Regions from separate parts of the Homo sapiens genome. Here region 2 is linked to region 1. A link is an interaction called in ENCODE POLR2A ChIA-PET data of the cell type or tissue named here. Cell type or tissue: PC-9. All regions are shown on one strand.

Evidence for each region. Peaks named below come from ENCODE experiments on the same cell type or tissue, not always from the same donor. Only the 100,000 strongest peaks of a DNase experiment are listed, where the experiment ranks them.
Region 2: POLR2A ChIA-PET joins it to region 1 with 5 read pairs; 5 of 35 experiments call an interaction of 5 or more read pairs at or near these places.

The regions. Positions count from the first base shown.
Region 1 is chr17:30,174,933-30,178,932 of GRCh38, reverse strand. It overlaps NSRP1 (nuclear speckle splicing regulatory protein 1), which reads right to left. Exons shown (of 7, transcript NM_032141.4): 4 at 734-862. Among named protein-coding and RNA genes, the nearest start is that of SLC6A4, 59 kb to the left of the region's middle. In PC-9, no CTCF peak of the experiment used is centred here; no DNase peak of the experiment used is centred here.
Region 2 is chr17:30,370,985-30,374,984 of GRCh38, reverse strand. No RefSeq gene overlaps it. Among named protein-coding and RNA genes, the nearest start is that of CPD, 5.9 kb to the left of the region's middle. In PC-9, no CTCF peak of the experiment used is centred here; a DNase peak (open chromatin) is centred at 2,074; H3K27ac peaks cover 2,484 bases.

The DNA of each region.
Region 1 (4,000 bases):
CTGTTTTCCATAAAAATTTAGGTGTAGCAGAGATAGAAATTGTTTATAATGCGATTTAACTTTAATAAAACATCAAACTAAATATAATTTTTTTCTTTTTTCTGGTATTATCTTAATTAAAAAAAAATCAGAAAAGTTCCTGCTAGTTTTTCACATTTAGTAGAAATATGACTATTTAAAATAGTAGCTTAATATAATTTTATACCATCACTCTACTAGTAGATAACTGTCAGATGCAAATGCCCTTAAAAATCAGCCTGTGCTTGTGAAAGAACAAGAGTTGATAGAAAGAAAATCTGAACTTATTTCAGTTTTTACCCCTCCCAAATTTTTTTCTCACTGAAAATAAAATCATGATAGGTGCAGGCAGATGATTCAGTTACCAGCTAGGAAGAAATGAAAAAATGAGAGGGTAATAAAACACAAATAAACATACACAGGGCAGGAACAGTACAAATTTGGTACATTAGAATTCCAAGGAAAAGTTTTCAAAAAACTATTTGCAAAGGTTTCAAAGCAAAAAGCAAAATTGTTAGATAATTCACCTGGCCTATTAGGATAATATGTAGTGCTGCTTGAGTTCTACAATCAAATTTGTAATATCTGGAATTAGGGACTCTTCACACCTCACATACCTAAAAGCTTTTTCTCAGATCATTCTCATGTTAAAATAAGATTAAGACACAAAATGTAGGTCAAGGTCAAAGAAAGTTTGTTATTTCAGCTTACAAACCTTTCTGTCTTTCCCCAAAAGCAATTTGGGATTATTTTCCTCCTTTTTTTTCTGCATTTCATCATAAATACTGTCATATTCATACACAGTAGCATCTTCTGCAAGGGCCTTCTGGATTTCCAGTTTGGTCTTAAAAAAAAATTAAACATGTTTCAAAAATATGAGCCAGCCAATAGATACAACAAAGTCTATGCTTTTTGAGAATGGTTCATAAATTGAAAATATATCATAAAAATTACAATCACATTTTTAGATAGGAAATACAAATAAACTCTGGAGCCAGGCTGCCTGGGTATGAATGCTGGCTCTACACTTACTAATTACTCCGGGCAAGTTTGTTTGTAATCTTTTGGTACCTTAATTTCCTCATCTAGAAGAGAAAGAATAATGACTATATTTACATTCTAAGCTGTTATAATTAAATGACTAAACTTAAAACAGAGCCTGATAGAGAATAAGTATTCAATAAACATCAACTATTATTATCATTTATTCATTTGTATATAATTATACCCATCAAAAGGTCAAAAGGTACGATGGAAACACCTAACCTTGGTTTTGAGAGGCCTGTATTATATATTAAACTTTCATTATCATTTTTAGAGTTGTTAAACATAAAGTCTCTGCCTTTATCATGTTCCTTCCATCTCAAATGATGTTTTTTTCTCCTCTTTCAAGCGATCAAAATCTTACCCAGTGTTTCAGGGCCAGCCCTACTTCTTCTATGAGCCCATTTCTGAGGCCTCTAACCCCCAATGATCTTTCTTCTAAACTCTGAGGAACATTCTATTCTGCAATATTTACACTAGATTTTTTTTTTTTTTAAAGCGATGGGGTCTCGCTCTGTCGCACTGGCTGGAGTGCCAGTGGTGTGATCTTGGCTCACTGCAACCTCTGCCTCCCAGGCTTCAAGTGATCCTCTCACTTCAGCCACCCAAGTAGCTGGGACTACAGGCGTGTGCCACCATGCCTGGCTAATTTTTATATGTTTTGTAGAGACAGAGTTTCACCATGTTGCTCAGGCTGGTCTTGAACTCCTGGGCTCAAATGATCCACCCACCTCAGCGCCCCCCAAAGTGCTGGAATTACATGCGTGAGCCACCATGCCAGGCATGGGCGTTTTTACTTCCTGTTTTACAAATCTTAGCCTTTTGCCCCCGGTTGTAAATTCCTGAGGTACAGAGTCTACACACTTTGATTTTTTCCTCAATTGCTAGATTGGCTAATGTAGAACCCAAGAGGGATCCTTTTTAAGTGATAGGATGATATAATTATTCAAAAGAATCTATCTGATAGACTAGGGTTTTTACATACCAACATTTAAACTCTGAATAATGCACATGCTAACTGAAAAACTTTTTTTCTAGAATATTGTTTAAAATATTAAGAAATTCATTTTTTTCACTTCTCAACCTTTAGAAAGTGAAAGATTCTCCTGCCTAGATGTTGAATTGGCACTCCTGCTCACTCCCCAAAACCAGCCTGGATAACACAAAGAGGGAAACATGGAATCTAAGAAATAATCACCACTACAATAACAAAAAGCAAGGAAAAAGGGAGACTGAGGGCTGTTTTTTTTTTGGGGGGGGGGGGACGAAGTCTTGCACTGTTGTCCTGGCTGGTGTGCAGTGGTAGGATCTTGGCTCGCTGCAACCTCCGCCTCCTGGGTTCAAGCGATTCCCCTGCCTCAGCCTCCTGAGTAGCTAGGATTACAGGCACCTGCTACCATGCCTGGCTAATTTTTTGTATTTTTAGTAGAGACGGAGTTTCACTATGTTGGTCAAGCTGTTCTCGAACTCCTGACCTCGTGATCTACCCACCTTGGCCTTCCAAAGTACAGGGATTACATGCATGAGCCACTGCACCCGGCCAGGGCTGTTTTAAACTGATGACATGCCTTTGTATATGTTGGGAGGAGAGCTGTAGGGGAGCACTTGAGTAGATATGTTACTATTAACTATGTTGCAACATAAATAAAGCAAAAATTGAACAGATATTCAAGGAAAAATAGACAAATCCATAATCACAGTGGGAGATTTAACATATGCCTCTCAGTAACAGAACAGACAAAACAAAACAAAACAAAACAAAACAACAACAACAACAAAAAAAAACAGTATGAATATATATGGATTAACACAACTGGCCCAATGGACACATAGAGAACATTTTCTTTTTTCTTTTTTTTTGGGGGGGGGGTTCGGAGTCTTGCTCTGTTGCCTAGCCTGGAGTGCAGTGGCACCATCTTGGCTCACTGCAACCTCCACCTCCTGTGTTCAAGTGACTCTCCTGCCTCAGCCTCCTGAGTAGCTGGGACTACAGGTGCACACCACCATGCCCGGCTAATTTTTGTATCAATACAGAACATTTTCAAACACAGAGGAAATATTTATAAAAACTGACTATATACTGGACCATAAAGTAAACCTCTACAGGTTTTAAAGGAATGAAACAATACAGTGCAGTGTCTTGGAATCCAAAATAATCATGTTAGGGACTGGGTGTGGCAACTCATGCCTGTAATCCCAACACTTTGGGGGGCGAAGACGGGCGGATCTCCTGAGGTGAAGAGAGCGCCTGGCCATCTAAAAATATAAAAATTAGCCAGGTGTGGTGATGCACACCTGAAATCCCAGCTATCAGGAGGCTAAGGCAGAAAAATCGCTTGAATCCAGGAGGTGGAGGTTGCAGTGAGCTGAGATCGTGCCGCTGCACTCCAGCCTAGGTACAGAGCAAGACTCCATCTCAAAAACAAAAACAAAAACAAAACAAAACAAAACAAAACAAAAAACCCCAAAAAACAAACAAGCAAAAAACCAAAGTAATCACATTAGGAATGAATAACAAAAAGGTAATCAAAAACCTCCGTTATGTTCAGAAATTAATAATAGATGGGTCAAACAAGAAATCATAATGCAAATCAGAAAATGTTTTGCATGAAACAACAAAAATACTGCCTATCAAAATCTGTAAGATACAGCTACAGAAGTACTTAGAGGGAAACATATAGCCTTAAATGCATATATTAGAAAAGAGAACAGAAAACAGAGCTATGCAGCAATCTCAAAAAGTTAGAAAAATAACAAAATAAACCCAAAGAAAACAGAATGAAGAACACACTGATCTGTCAGGACAGAAAATGAAGTAGAAACAAACAAAATGTATATAGTATCATATTAGCTCATTGTATAAGGCTCGCCAAACCTTGGTATTATCAGACTTTTTCAATCTAGATAATTGCAGCGAAAGAAAAGGAAACCATCCTAT
Region 2 (4,000 bases), 200 kb before region 1:
GTGGATCGCACCTGTGTTTTAGCAAGAAAATTCCAGGAACCATTTGGGCAAGGCTAAGGGATAGCTGCTATCCAGGCAAGAGCTAATTCTGGCAAGTTCAGTGAGGATAAAAAGAAGATAAATTAGAGATGTTTAGGTTGTTGGATTGACAAGATTTAGCAACTTTATGGGTAAAAGGGAAGAAGAAGTAAAAGATGACTTCATGAGCTAGTGAGGGTGACCAGGTAGGTGGCTTTGCCATTATCCAAGACAAAGAAGGCAGGAGAAAAGATGCTAAATGGAGGGGCTTGGAGTGTGTGGGAAAAGAGATTAGGTGTTGATTTTGGGAACTTTTAGGTTTGAGATGCCTGTATGAAATCCAGCGGCAGGTATGTCTAGATAATGGGAACAGTTTTGTTGTTGTCGTGTTTGTTGGTGTTTAAGACGAGGTCTCACTCTGTTGCCCAGGCTGGAGTGCAGTGGCACAATCACAGCTCACTGCAGCCTCGACCTCTCAGGCTCAAGCGATCCTCTTGCCTCAGCCTCCCAAGTAGTTGGGACTACAGGGACATGCTACCACACCTGGCTAATTTTTGTATTTTTTGTAGAGACAGGTGTAAGGTACATGGATGTGCTTTGGTCAAGGAATAGGCCAAGGCGGATATCCAGGCCTGCATGACTTGGAGAGTTTGGCTCGCAAGGGCACCCCTCCACTTGCTATGTAACCTGTTTGTGTAAGTTCATACATGGCCCTGAGCCACTGTTGTCTGTAAAAGATATAACTGCCCTGTTGACACTGTGCATGACAGACATGGCTCTTGGGGCTCGGCTCGGCTCAACATGGCTTAACATGGTGGGCACACTGGTGCCCAGAGAAAGAGAGAGAGAACCAGAGCTGTCCATCCTGCAGACAGACAGATGGGAGCCACAGCATGGCTCGCGCCGGAGCCCAGAGAGAGAAGAAGTTAAGCTGCTGACCCTGAAGGCAAGGGAGAGCCAGCCATGCAACTGCATTGTGAGGGTGGCAGGAGCCGCAGAGCCAGAGCAGACAGCCGAGATAAAGGTGGACAGTATGAGAAAGCTGTTGATGAGAGGTGCTGCTGAATAAAATCATCTTTCACCTGCCTACAGCCCCCCAAGTGTTCTTTCTGCCCATCCACCCACTGCCCTTGGATTCCGCATAGGCTGGACCCAGACCCCAGGATCTGACAACAGGGTTTTGCTGTGTTGCCCAGGCTGGTCTCAAACTCCTGGGATCAAGCAATCTGCCTGCTTCAGCCTCCCAAAGTGCTGGGAATACAGGTGCAAGCCACCGCTCCAGGTCTTTGTTTTTTAAACATGGGAGAAATTATAGGTTGTTTGTATACTGATAGGAATGATCTAGTAAAGAGGGAAAATGTGATGACCCATTAGAGAGAAGGGAGAATTGCTGGAGCCATGGCTTTGAGTATGAGTAGTTGGGAAGGGATAGTGTATCTAATATACCAGTGGAGGGATGGGTCTTAGGTCGAAATACAGACACTTCAGTAGTCACAAATGGGAAGGCAGAATATATGGGCATAGGTACAATTAAGTGGGTAGGTGAGGTATTGGGAGAAGGTTCTCTGCTGATTGCTTTTATTTTCTTAATGAAATGGAAAGCAAGGCCACTAGCTGAGTGTAAGGATGTTGGAGTAGGTGTTGGAGGTTTGAGAAAAGAGAGGAAGGTGTGAAATAATCATCTCAAAGAGTGGGAGAGAGAAATGGAGGGTAAGAACAGTTTCCAGCCATTGACACTTAATAGAGCCCAGCAGTTTTCTAACATGTCATCTAGACCTGAAAGCTAATGGGACATAGAACAGAAGGTTTTTGGCTTTGTTTAGTTCATTTATTTGTTGATGAGGCTGTCTGTCTGAGTTCATGGAAAATGTAGTTACAGCCCAGTGAATTGGGCTCTGAAAATCCAGCGGCCACCCTGAGGGCATGGGAGGCTCCTGAGAAGATGAACATAGAGAAGGAAGAAGAGAGATGGCATCACTGAAAACCTCCACTTCAATTTGCTCAATGCCTGGTTCCCCCTAGTGTTGACTCACCTTGACAAGTGACTACTCGCTGTGTGTCACCTCTGCAAGAGAAAGTCAAATCCTAGCAACTTATAGCCCAGGAAACATTGGTAAGAGATGAAGTCATCTCAGAACCCAAAAGGCAACCAACTGAAAGCAAATTTGGAATTTGAAATATAAATATCATATCAATCACAGTGTGCATAATACTATCACCTTATATTTCTGTGTGCCTTCCGGTATGTTATCTCACACAATGCTCACAACTCTGAAGAGTATCAGGACAGCCTAGAAAGATTCTTGTTTTAAGCTCCACCAGCTCAAGCAAGTCAAATAGCAGGACATGGAACAGCTGGGAACTTAAGCTGTGTGCAAAACCTGTCCAGAGTTCCTGCCATCACATGCTGGGGTTCAGTGCACTTAACTCACTCTAGGGTATATGTACATTGTGCGCACATCTAACTAACAGTGAGAAAAAGTGAGAGAATGAAAGTAACAACTAAACTTAAAACAGATGTAGGGCCTGGCACAGTGGCTCATGCCTGTAATGCCAGCATTTTGTGAGGCCAAGGCAGGTGGATCACGTGAGGTCAGGTGTTCAAGACCAGCCTGGCCAACATGATGAAACCCCGTCTCTACTAAAAATACAAAAAAATTAGTCGGGCATGTTGGCTGGGGCTTGTAATCCCAGTTACTCGGGAGGCTGAGGCAGGAGAATCGCTTGAACCCAAGAGGCAGAGGTTGCAGTGAGCTGAGATCGCACCGTTGCACTCCAACCTGGGTGACGAGCAAAACTCTGTCTCAAAAACAAAAACAAAAAAACAAAGCCAAAACCAGATGTACATGTTGGTTTAAAACTGCAGAAAGGATGTGTAAGTAACTTTAAAGGTTTACTGACCATTAACAAAAATAAAATGCAATATGCAGGTGAACAGTAATGTGGTTAGTACCTGCGGAGGAAGAAATTGAAGAATTAACTGAGGGCCATAGAGACATATTAACTGTTTTTTTTTTTGTTGTTGTTTTTGTTTTTTCCGAGATGGAGTTTTGCTGTGTCACCCAGGCTGGAGTGCAGTGGCGCAGTCTTGGCTTACTGCAACCTCCACCTCCTGGGTTCAAGCAATTTTCCCACCTCAGCCTCACAAGTAGCTGGGGTTATAGGCACACGCCACCACATCTGGCTACTTTTTGTATTTTTCTGGTACAGACATGGTTTCGCCATGTTGGCCAGGCTGGTCTCGAGCTCCTGGCCTTGAGTGATCGCCTGCTTTGGCCTCCCAAAGTGCTGGGATTACAGGTGTGAGCCACCACCCAGCCAGAGACACATAAACTTAAAGGAGAATTAGAGGCACTGACAAGAAGCTGTCCCTAGAAGACAAGGATGATGGAAACATGAAATGGCATGCAATTAGAATTTTCATAAATTTGCTAATGTGTTACAAGCAGCAAAATAATAATAATAATAATGAATGATTTTCTGAAATTTTTTTTAAATAAAGTCTCAAAATGGGCAAATTGAGGGAATTTTCAAGAGAACCTTTGGCCATATCAGTTCTTACAAGTGCTGTTGGTTGTCTGCCCGGATTCTCTCTACCAGGCTCGTGCACCCATCTCCTAGCTGATGCTTACTTACATCTGCATCTTTGTGGGAAGATTTACCTTGGCTGACAGGAGCTACTTTGCCCAGAAATGCCTAAGAAATTACACACACTGCCTCCACCCCACCTCTTCCAGGGTCATCCTACTGGTATACAGGCCCCCTTGCCTCTGGATGAGACAAACTTTGGAGCAATTTATGCTCCAGGCAGAGCTTTCTGCAGAATCAGGCTGAGGTAAGAGTTCTTTTTTTCGTTCTTGCTCAGCATCTTCTTCTGATCTGCTTCCCTTAATCCCTTTCAGGTTTCTCCCAAGGGCACTCTTCAATAAATCACTTACGTAAGCATCCCTGTCTCAGGCTATGCTTTTAGGAACCTGCCTTA